Regions from separate parts of the Homo sapiens genome. Here region 1 is linked to region 2. Evidence: chromatin contacts called from ENCODE Hi-C or POLR2A ChIA-PET data. All regions are on one chromosome and are shown on one strand. The core of a region is the stretch at or near the end of the contact, and the rest is flanking DNA. Distances in the headings are between cores, read along the strand shown.

Region 1 (5,643 bases), core at 355-2,854, 44 kb before region 2:
AAGACATTGGGCCATTGGGCTAGATAATCTCTAAAACCTCTTCCAGCACAATAAATCTCTTCCAGCACAATAAATCTGTGATACATTCTTTATACAAATTAAAATATAGTTTTTAAAAGTTCCCCCAGGTCTTTTAGAAATAAATAGGCCGGGCGCAGGGGCTCACGCCTGTAATCCCAGCACTTTGAGAGGCTGAGGAGGGCAGATCACGAGATCAGGAGATCGACACCATCCTGGCTAACACAGTGAAACCCTGTCTCTACTAAAAATACAAAAAATTAGCTGGGCATGGTGGCATGTGCCTGTAGTCCCAGCTGTTCAGGAGGCTGAGGCAGGAGAATCGCTTGAACACAGGAGGCAGAGGTTGCCGTGAACTGAGATCGCACCACTGCACTCCAGCCTGGGCAACAGAGCGAGACTCTGTCCCAAAAAAATAAAATAAAATAAAATAAAATAAAATAAAATAAAATAAAATAAAATAAAATAAAATAAGACTATGAGCCAGGAGCAGTGGCTCACGCCTGTAATCCCAGCACTTTGGGAGGCCGAGGCAGGTGGATCACCTGAGGTCGGGAGTTCAGGACCAGCCTGACCAACATGGAGAAACCCCGTCTCTACTAAAAATACAAAATTAGTCAGGCATGGTGGCGCATGTCTGTAATCCTAGCTACTTGGGAGGCTGAGGCAGGAGAATCGCTTGAACCCAGAAAGTGGAGGTTGCAGTGAGTCGAGATCACTCCATTGCACTCCAGCCTGGGCAACAAGAGGAAAACTCCGTAACAAAGAAAGAAAGAGAGAGAGAGAGAAGGAAGGAAGGAAAGGAAGGGAGGAAGGAAGGAAGGAAGGAAGGAAGGAAGGAAGGAAGGAAGGAAGGAAGGAAGGGAGAGAGGAAGAAAGGAAAGAAAAGAAAGAAAGAAAGAGAAAGAAAAAGAAAGAAAGAAAGAAAGAAAGAAAGAAAGAGAAAGAAAGAGAAGAAAGAAAAAAGAGAAATGACTATGTCTAGAGAAAAAGATCTAGTGGGCAAACTATAAGTGAGTAAATCAGGCTAGTAGCAAACATATTCAGGAACCACCATGATAAAATGTGGCTGCTTATCTTTCCTGTTTGAACAGGAGGTCACAGTTTTGCTATATAGAGTTGAAAGGTTGTATAGACAGGATGTGTTAATTTGAGTTAGAATTCATCTGGGGCACCTGGACAGTTAATCCATCTCTGGGCTTCAGGAATCCAATACTACCCTAAGAACACTGTTGTAGAATGTATACGGCATGCTGGACATGGAAATCGGCTTGCTCCATTGGTGGTGGGGCATAGAGAGGTTCATGTCAGCCCAGCACATCCCCAGGAACTATACCAGTTTCCTTATTGCCCAAGCCAATATCTACAATGCAAAGCATCTTTCAACTGTAATTTAGGAGGACTATGAGCTGGCCACCTGAGTTTTTGCTTGCAGTTCAGGAACTATTGCTAAAAATGCATTTTATGGTGAAACAAGGGATTAGCTAATCTTTCAGGCTAACAGAGGACCAGCTACAAATGTTTCCTGTGTGTATTGTGAAACTCTGAGATAACAGAGAAGTTCCTTATTGCCCTCTGAATTTCCCTTCCCCCAGGACCTCCACTGGTCACACAAGCCATTATCTGAGACAAGCTGACCAGAGCGTGATGCTATAACTTTTTTTGTTCATACTTCCAAATTAAATCTGGTTAGAAAAATAAATGGCTAGAAAGTATTTAAATCTTGTCTTGAATCTTGGAGGAATTTACTTATTTTTCTTCATCTGTTGGCTACCCTTCTTTAAAAAAAAAATTATTATTATTTTTTTTGAAACGGAGTTTTGCTCTTGTTGCCCAGGTTGGAATGCAATGGTGCGATCTCAGCTCAACGCGACCTCTGCCTCCCGGGTTCAAGCGATTCTCCTGCCTCAGCCTCCCGAGTAGCTGGGACCACAGGTGCCCGCCACTACACCCAGATAATTTTATATTTTTAGTCTCAAACTCCTGACCTCAGGTGATCTGCCCACCTTGGCCTCCCAAAGTGCTGGGATTACAGGCGTGAGCCATTGCGCCCGGCCAGTTTTATTTTTTATTAACAAACTCATTCTCTGGATATTCTGGAGACAAAAGCAAAACACCCAAGAAAATGGGCACTTAGGCAATAAGAACTCAGACCCCTGTGGTTTGCTACAAATGTACTCACTAACAGAGCACATGCTGCCACCCTTAAGTTTCACACATGCTGCCAAGACCAAAGGTCCACTTTGATGACTAAATGGTAACACTATTTTCTTTGAATCATAGTATATGCATTTAATATTCTCTTGGGCCTTACTTAAAAGAGTAATATTTTTTCTTTTTTTTTTTAGGGTAAAGATATGGGAATTTCCCAACCACATTGTTCCACTTCATATCTTCTTCTTTCTCTTCTCATTTTATTTTCACTGCAGACCAGAGTGAAGACAAATGTGTATTACTTGGTAGCTTATGAACAGCAAGGAAAAACTGACTGGCAACCGCCATGGAAAGGTGTGAAACCGTAACCACGAGGACTCTCACATTTACATGTTACTGACTAGCGAATGTCTAGGCCTAAAACATCTGCCCTCTTATAGCTGTTTTATTATTATGTAAACATGGCTACAAGATTTCTGACATAAAATAGTAGATGACTCAGTGTCTTCAAATGATTAATTGCTGGTTTTTTTGCCTGACCTCTTTCTTCATTTCTTCAATAATAAATCTATTGTCATGCATTGAATTACGGAAGACTGAAGCTCCCAAATGCTGGGCCTGAAAATGCACTCACTCTCTCCAACAGCATGCGGGTGTTTCTCATTAGTTTCATAAGTGCCAAGAAAATTTCAAAATGATACCAAACAAGAATATTTTAAATTTTATCACATTACCAGCTAAGAAATCTGTAAGCACATTGTTAATTCACTTATATTCATCGCACAGCAAAACAAATATGGCATTTCAAAACTGAGAAAGTTAAAGCCTCCTATAAGAAGTCTATAGCCACCGTTTCTTGAGTCCTGTCTTCATATCTCATTCCTCCCAGAGCACATCTCTCACCAAGGTTCCTGTTAGATTCCATTCTGGTTTGTGTCTTTGTGGAGGCATGTCTGTCCGTAGCCAAGACACAGAGGGCTAGACTGGTTGTAACACAAATCAGAAATTTCTGCCTTGCAGCTGCCTGGGGAAGTAACAGTTAATTGAGCGTGGGAGCTGTGTGTAGACCCTCAAGACTAACAGTTAAGAGGCAAGGTTTCAGTAAAAATGTTTAGAAGCTGCATACCACACAGCTGGAAATGAAGGGCAGAGCTGTTTTCTGGGGAATTTGAATTATGTGTACATCCAATCGAGAACAATAAATGAATTTGTGTCCAGCAATAATAATCCCTCAGTTATAGATAGACATACCATTTATGCAGCACTTCCCATGAATTCTGTCTCACTGAGCCTCACAACAGTTCTGTGCATACAAGGCTGTTAATTGCAAGCCATTTTATTTATTTATTTATTTATTTTGAGAAGGAGTTTAGCTCTGTCGCCCAGGCTGGAGTGCAGTGGTGTGATCTCAGCTCACTGCAACCTCCGCCTCCCAGGTTCAAGCAATTCTCCTGCCTCAGCCTCCAGCGTACCTAGGATTACAGGCATGTGCCACCATGCCTGCAATTTTTGTATTTTTAGTAGAGATGGGGTTTCACCATGTTGGCCAGGCTAGTCTTGAACTTCTGACCTCAGGTGATCCACCCGCCTCGGCCTCCCAAAGTGCCAGGATTACAGGCATGAGCCTCCATGCCCGGCCATCATGTCATTTTAGAGATAAGAACTCCAAGGCTGCAGGAGATGAAATAGTTGGTTCCCTTTTGAACTAGATGTGAGTGGCAAGCTGGGGATCACATTCAGGTTTTCTGAGGGTACTTTTTACTAAGCAGGATGCCTCTGTCCTCAAATCCAGGTTAAGGAATTCACCCCCTTAACCGGCTTTCCATTTGACAAAGTGAGAGTCCTATTAATCTAATACTGAACTTCTGTTAGTCCATTTCCATTGTACTGAAACACAAAAGACAAATTCCCATCATTAAGAAAGTTGTAACAAGGGGGATATTTATGTCTCTCTCCCCGTCCTGCTTTGTATTCTCTTTTTATTTTTTTCATTGCTTTTGTAATTCAGATTGTATTAGAAATTAGAGGAAGGTTGAAACTAGGTATATGGTGACCAAGGTGTGGAAGATGGAATTCATCCTCTTTTCTCCAGGTTTTTTGAGTGGAAGTTCTGACAATAGGGACAGTTGTGTCACTGTGTTCTATGCAGTGTCATTTTATTTTCCTGAAAACATTTGTCCTTGCTACAAGTAGATTAGAGGTTAGAATGCAGGATTGGCAGGCAGGATTTGTGGTTTCTATTTTTAGCCCTGCCACAATTTTATTGCACAAGGGTGAGTCCTAAGCAGTGTGGTTTATTGGAGAGAGAACTCGATTGGAACTGGCTCTCCTGTGAATGAATGATACTGAGCACCATAGCTGAGCATCAGCCGAGAGGAAGGGTCCAGACTAGTGTGAGCCCCTCCATCACCAAATACAAGCGTTCCTATAACTAATGTATGTGATTCACTACTCTGCAGGAGGACCTGCAGAACAATCCCATTGGGCCTCTTTTCACAACTTTCTACAGTGGGAACAGAAGCCACTCTTTTAAAAGGATTCAGCCAAAGGAAGAAGGACCTTCAGTTGTTGAGGTTGTTTTGATTTGTTTTGTTTTTGAGGCAGAGTATCACTCTGTCATCCAGGCTGGAGGGCAATGGAGCAATCTTGGCTCACTGCAACCTCCACCTCCCGGGCTCAATTGATTCTCATGCCTCAGCCACCCAAGTAGCTGGGATTATAGATGAGTGCCACCACGCTAGGCTAATTTTTGTATTTTTAGTAGAGACGAGGTTTCACCATGTTGGTCAGGCTAGCCTCAAACTCCTGAACTCAAGTGATCTGCCCGCCACAGCCTCCCAAAGTATTGGGATTACAGGCGCGAGCCACTGCACCTGGCCAACCTTGAGTATTTCATTCTGAATATGTTTCAGGGTCTGTGCACAGACCTACAGGTCTCCACTTAATGAGAATGAGAGAGAGAGACAGGGAGAGAAGTAGGTCAAAAGAACAGTACGTTATTTGAAGATGTAGGGATGGAGTGGGGGTAATATGTTTTTGGATGATCACTGGTGTTTCCTTGACTTCAGATAACATGATTCAGACTGGGCCAAAGAGTTTAGAAAGCAAAGGGGAGAGAAAAATTATCGTGTACACTCTAACTCCAAAAGAGACCTGTAGTAGCCTTCTGAGCTTAAAGGAATGAATTGAACCAAATATGTTCAAAAGACATTGGATCAGCCTTGCACTGTTCCCAGATAGCATAGACCCAAGACCTCTCCGTTCTGTTCAGCATACCTGAAGACACCTACGCTCAGGTCTAATCCAATCTAGGACCTAGCAGTACCTCAGCCTGGAGAGACAAATAACTTTGGCCCTGGATTCTGAGTCTCAGCATCTACGGCTTTACTTTCCTAGCCCCGAGCCATCTTTATTAGATAATTGTGCTTTTGCCTTCTTCTCCATTAATGAAGCCCCATGTAACCTAACCTA
Region 2 (5,490 bases), core at 944-3,443:
AGTTACCCAAATGAACTGAAAATTTATGTCCACACAAGAACTTGGCTCACTGCAACCTCTGCCTCCCAGGTTCAAGCGATTCTCCTGCCTCAGACTCCCAAGTAGCATCACCATCTTGGCCAGGCTGGTCTCGAACTCCTGACCTATGGTGATCTGCCTGCCTTGGCCTCCCAAAGTGCTGGGATTACAGGTGTGAGCCACTAAGCCCTGCCAAGATGTCTTTCAGTAGGTGAATAGATAAACAAACTCTGGTACATCTAGACAATGGAACATTAAGTAGCTCTAACCAGAAATGAGCTATCAAGCATGAGAAGATATGGAGGAAACTTAAATGCATATTACTAAGTGAAAAACACCATCTGAAAAGGCTATGTATTGTATGATTCCAACTATATGACATTCTGAGAAAGGCAAAACTATGGAGACAATAAAAAGGTTAGTGGTTGTCAGGTCTTGGGGATTAGGGGGAGGATAAACAGGCATAGCACAGAGAATTTTTAGGGCAGTGAAAATAATCTGTATAATTCAATAATGTTCAATAATTCAAGGCATGTCATGCATTTCTCCAATCCCATAGAATGTACAACACCCTCATATGCAACTGTGAACTTTGGGTAACAACAGTGTGTCAATGCAGGTCCGTCGACGGGAACTACTGTTCCACTATGGTAGGGGATGTTGATAATGGACGAGGCTATGCATGTGTATGGGAAGGGAGTATATGGAAAATCTCTGTACCTTTCTCTCAATTTTGCTGTGAGCTTAAAAATGCTCTGGCCGGGCGTGGTGGCTCACACCTGTAATCCCAGCACTTTGGGAGGCCGAGGCTGATGGATAAACTGAGGTAGGGAGTTTGAGACCAGCCTGACCAACACAGAGAAACCCTGTCTCTACTAAAAGTACAAAATTAGCCAAGCGTGGTGGTGCATGCCTGTAATCCCAGCTACTCAGGAGGCTGAGGCAGGGGAATCGCTTGAACCCGGGAGGCAGAGGTTGCAGTGAGCTAAGATCGTGCCATTGCACACCAGCCTGGGCAACAAGAGCAAAACTCCATCTCAGAAAAAAAAAAAAAAGTAAAAGGACATGATTAGAGAAAATTGAAACAGCCCAAGTCACCAAATTCCTAAAGAAGTGATATCTGGTTCTATAGTTGCCTATCAGTGTGTTAATGTGTAGGTGTGGAGGCCTGGCTACACCCAACACCTACCTGGGAACCAAACAATTCCTACCAACTAATTCCTCCTTTTAATTCCTAGAGTTGTTGCTTTTCTTTCCCACACCTTTATTTACTCTCCCTCCCTCCTGGAGGAGGAGTTGAGACATCTGCAGATACACCTTCCTGGGAAGGTAACCGGCTAGGTCGTGGGAGTTTGAAGTCCAGCCCAAGCCCTCATCCTTATCTCATTGTCAATTGTCTTATAAGGAAATAGTCCAGGCACAACAATGTCTCCTCTTCCTCCAGGTCATGAGTTATTTCCTTATAGACCTTTTCTAACCAGTCTTACCCTTAAAAAAGGAGCTGAAGAACAAACCTGTGCCATTCTTGATGTGAGATGGGGAAGATTTGGAGGTACTGACCTGTGGAGTTTCCATTAATATGTAGCCGTGCACAGTGGCTCACGCCTGTAATGCCAGTACTTTGGGAGGCCGAGGTGAGTGGATCACCTGAGGTCAGGAGTTCGAGACCAGCCTGGCCAACATGGTGAAACCCCGTCTCTACTAAACACAAAAAATTAGCCGGGCATGGTGGCTCATGCCTGTAATCCCAGCTACTTTGGAGGCTGAGGCAGGAAAATCACTTGAACCCCAGAGGTGGAGGTTGCAGTGAGCTGAGATTGAGCCATTGTACTCCAGCCTGGGTGACAGAGTGAGACCCCATCTCAAAGAAAGAAAAAACAAAGTAATTACTCTCCTCATATAGTTGAGCATAAATTCAGCTAGCATGGACTTGGGGTTCTGCTGACAGGCCTCCATAATATATGCACAATATGTCCATCCAGAATGCATAAATATGGAGTGCATACCTATAGAATTACCTGCCTAACACGTCTTTTCTAAGAATGTATTTCTTCCCCACCCCGACTCTCACAACTCCCACTCAGGTACATTTTTACCACAGGAGTCACTTTACACATACCTTAGGGCCCTGTTCCCCGGTCATTGTTCATTCACCCACAGGTTAGCACTGGACTTAAGCTGGGCCACAGTCCTGCTTTGTGGCTCATAGCCTAGGGATGACGAGCAAGCTGAACTAATCTCTCTTCACTGGCTCCACATTTATTAATAGATATGAACTCACATGCTCCTGGCAAGCATGTCCTCCACTAAGAGAAGAAAGCCACTCTGAAATGAGAGAGTGAAGCCAACATTCAGAGGGGAACATGAGATGAGAAGAATCCTGACAACCTTCTAGTGTCTGGCTTTCAGCATTCAGAACCCAGCTGCATCTCTGCTCTTCCTGTGTCTTGATTATTCAATTATTCCTAGAATTCTATTTAAAAAACAAAAAACAGATCAAAAGAAAATACTGGAATCGGTTGGGTGCCATGGCTCGTGCCTGTAATCCCAGCACTTTGGGAGGCCAAGGCGGGCAGATCACCTGAGGTCAGTAGTTCCAGACCAGCCTGACCAACATGGAGAAACCCCATCTCTAGTAAAAATACAAAATTAGCTGGACGTGGTGGCAGGCGCCTGTAATCCCAGGTACTAGGGAGGCTGAGGCAGGAGAATCGCTTGAATCCGGGAGGCGGAGGTTGCAGTGAGCCAAGATAGCGCCATTGCACTCCAGCCTGGGCAACAAGAGCGAAACTCCGTCTCAAAGAGAAAAAAAAAAGAAAATACTAGAATCCTTCCAATCAGTTGCCCTTCTTACATAAGGTAGTTTATGTTGGGTTTCTAACATCTACAACAAAAAGTTCCTAAAAATTATAGAATGTGACGCTCTTCAGTGCTCAGATTGTGTACTAATGAGACATCACCTGATTCCTGGGAGAAGGAAGTGAGATAATGAACGCAGGATTGCTTTGTCACCTATACAACATGATTCATCGACGATCCTTCTGAAGCCCTTACATTCAACTGACTGAAAATAAAAATTTCTGCTTAAAGACCAAAGGGTTTGCCATGCTTTATAATTTTCTTACTTTTTCATACTTTCTGTAATATCACTTTTTTTGAAATCTTGAGAGTTACCCAGTCTCCTTTAGATTAATAGAAACTTGACTACAGAATCAATGCATGTTATATAGGCACAAGAATACCATTTGTAGAATAGCCTACTGTGGCACTTTCCCACCCCTAATGCCTGGACTCTGAGGGATCTGTGAAGTGGGCAAGACATTCTAGGGTTATTTTTAGCATTTTAAAATCTCTAGCTGGCCGCAGTGGCTCACGCCTGTAATCCTGGCACTTTGGGAGGCCGAGGTGGGTGGATCACAAGGTCAGTAGTTCAAGACCAGCCTGGCTGACATGGTGAAACCCCGTCTCTACTAAAAATACAAAAAATTAGCTGGCCGTGGTGGCAGTCACCTGTAATCCCAGCTACTCGGGAGGCTGAGACAGAGAACTGCTTGAACCCTGGAGGTGGAGGTTGCAGTGAGCCGAGATCGCGCCATTGCACTCCAGCCTGGGCGACAAAGCAAGACTCCATCTCAAAAACAAACAAACAAACAAAAAAACTCTAACGACAATTGTACTTGCACCATATATCTATTTACACAAGTTAACCGTAACATCATATTTCTTTGCTTTGTGCTAAAATTAGATCAATTCAGTCTTCCAGCTGACTAGCTCATGTTGCCCAAGTTCTAATTGGCTGTTGATGATACCCCTGGCATTGCTCTGGTGAAACTTGTGGATCAGACTGTTATCAGGTGGTAATATCCAAACAATACCCATAGTAGAATTGACCTGCAGGGAAGCACAGGGGTGAACAGCTGAAATTAAGGAACCTGTGGCAGTGAATATTGCCTATCCATTGCTATGTTTACATATCTCTGTGAATGAGATAAATATGTTTCTATTTGCTAGGAAAAGATGTTCAAAACATGAGAAAAAAGGGGAGAACAGGCTGGGTACAGTGGCTCATGCCTGTAATCCCAGCACTTTGGGAGGCCGAGGGGGGCCAGATCACGAGGTCAGGAATTCGAGACCAACCTGGCCAACATGGTGAAACCCCGTCTCTATTAAAAATACAAAAATTAACCAGGCGTGGTGGCATGCGCCTGTAATCCTAGCTACTGGGGAGGCTGAGGCAGGAAAATTGCTTGAACCCAGGAGGTGGAGGTTGCAGTGAGCCGAGACCACACCACTGCATTCCAGTCTGGGCGACAGAGCAAGACTTCATCTCAAAAACAATAAGAAAGGTTGTGGGGGAATACAACAAAAGGGGCCTTGGGTGAGGAATGGTAACTTCTGGTCTATGATACTATCTAGGATGGTGGCTCCCTTGGTGTGTTCCCTAGAATACTAATTCTGGGGTATTACAATTGAGTTACAAAAAGAAGAGTTATATGTTTTTTAAAGGGATACACTCACTATGCTTGGGCAACACTGAGCCAGACAAATTTGTTTGTTTTGTTGTATGATTTCTTAGAGCCTTTAACACCTTTGTACTTTGCGAATCTCCAAGAGGAAGTTAAAGTGTCTCCCAGACTTATCTGACCATAGAACCCTTCTTGTTTGCAGCATTTAATGAGAGTATTCCATGAAATAGACTTTGGGAAAAGCTGATCTAAAAAATGCTCATTGAGTGCTTCCTATTTTTAGGACCTGGCTCACATAGACATTGTCAAACAGAGGTGGCTCTGTCAGTTGGCAGAGTCACTTCACCTACCACCTAAAGAGCTCTTCCACCTCCCATCAAACCGCCTTCATTTCCGTCATTAAAATGTCATGTCGGCCAGGTGTGGTGGCTCATGCCTGTAATCCCAGCGCTTTGGTAGGCCGAGGAGAGTGGATCACCTGAGGTCAGGAGTTCGAGACCAGCCTGGCCAACATGATGAAACCCCGTCTCTACTAAAAATACAAAACTTAGCCAGGCATGGTGGTGTGCCTATAATCCCAGCTACTCGGGAGGCTGAGGTAGGAGAATTGCTTGAACCCGTGAGGCAGAGGCTGCAGTGAGCTGAGATTACACCATTGCACTCCAGCCTAGCCAACAGAGCGAGACACCATCTCAGAAAAAAATAAATAAATAAATAATAAATAAATAAAGTGCCACATCTTTGGTTTTTTGCTAATACTTTTGCTAATCTAGTGCCCAATATAGGTACTTCTCAGAAGGTGAGTCCAATTTCCTCAATCATTTCCTGGGGGAAAAAATACCTCTAATAGCAGAGCAGGGTGAATTAATAACCCTGAGTGAACTAAGTCTGTAGCAGCCAAATACTCAACATTTCCAAGTCTCCAGTTGGATTCCAACATTCTACACCATAATATATCCGTTTTCTTTAATATACACTGTTTTGTTTGTTGTTGTTGTTGTTTGTT

Evidence for each region. A loop is a pair of places that touch in the nucleus more often than their neighbours do. ChIA-PET counts read pairs that join two places held with the same protein, here RNA polymerase II (POLR2A). Pooled maps may share reads with other maps.
Region 1: a loop to region 2 is called in a map of Caco-2, with 5 times the contacts of the local background. The contact joins the enhancer-like site here to the promoter of LINC00501 in region 2. A Hi-C loop is called at or near these places in 30 of 168 maps with a recorded cell type or tissue (Caco-2, Calu3, HCT116 and 17 more), 17 of 37 single-sample maps with no recorded cell type and 29 of 50 pooled maps. POLR2A ChIA-PET finds 5 or more read pairs at or near these places in 8 of 52 experiments (B cell, Caco-2, OCI-LY7 and 5 more).

The regions. Positions count from the first base shown.
Region 1 is chr3:177,334,737-177,340,379 of GRCh38, reverse strand. No RefSeq gene overlaps it. Among named protein-coding and RNA genes, the nearest start is that of LINC00501, 43 kb to the right of the region's middle. RefSeq lists enhancers at 1,448-1,547, 1,405-1,699 and a silencer at 2,985-3,279. Within about 2 kb of position 1,604, at least 10 of the 41 ENCODE cell types and tissues checked have a DNase peak (open chromatin) inside an H3K27ac peak, as active enhancers do; they include B cell, OCI-LY7, PC-9 and 2 more, where a contact is called at or near this core.
Region 2 is chr3:177,291,145-177,296,634 of GRCh38, reverse strand. It overlaps LINC00501 (long intergenic non-protein coding RNA 501), which reads right to left and starts at 2,193. Exons shown (of 2, transcript NR_047465.1): 1 at 2,138-2,193. RefSeq lists an enhancer at 1,764-2,963.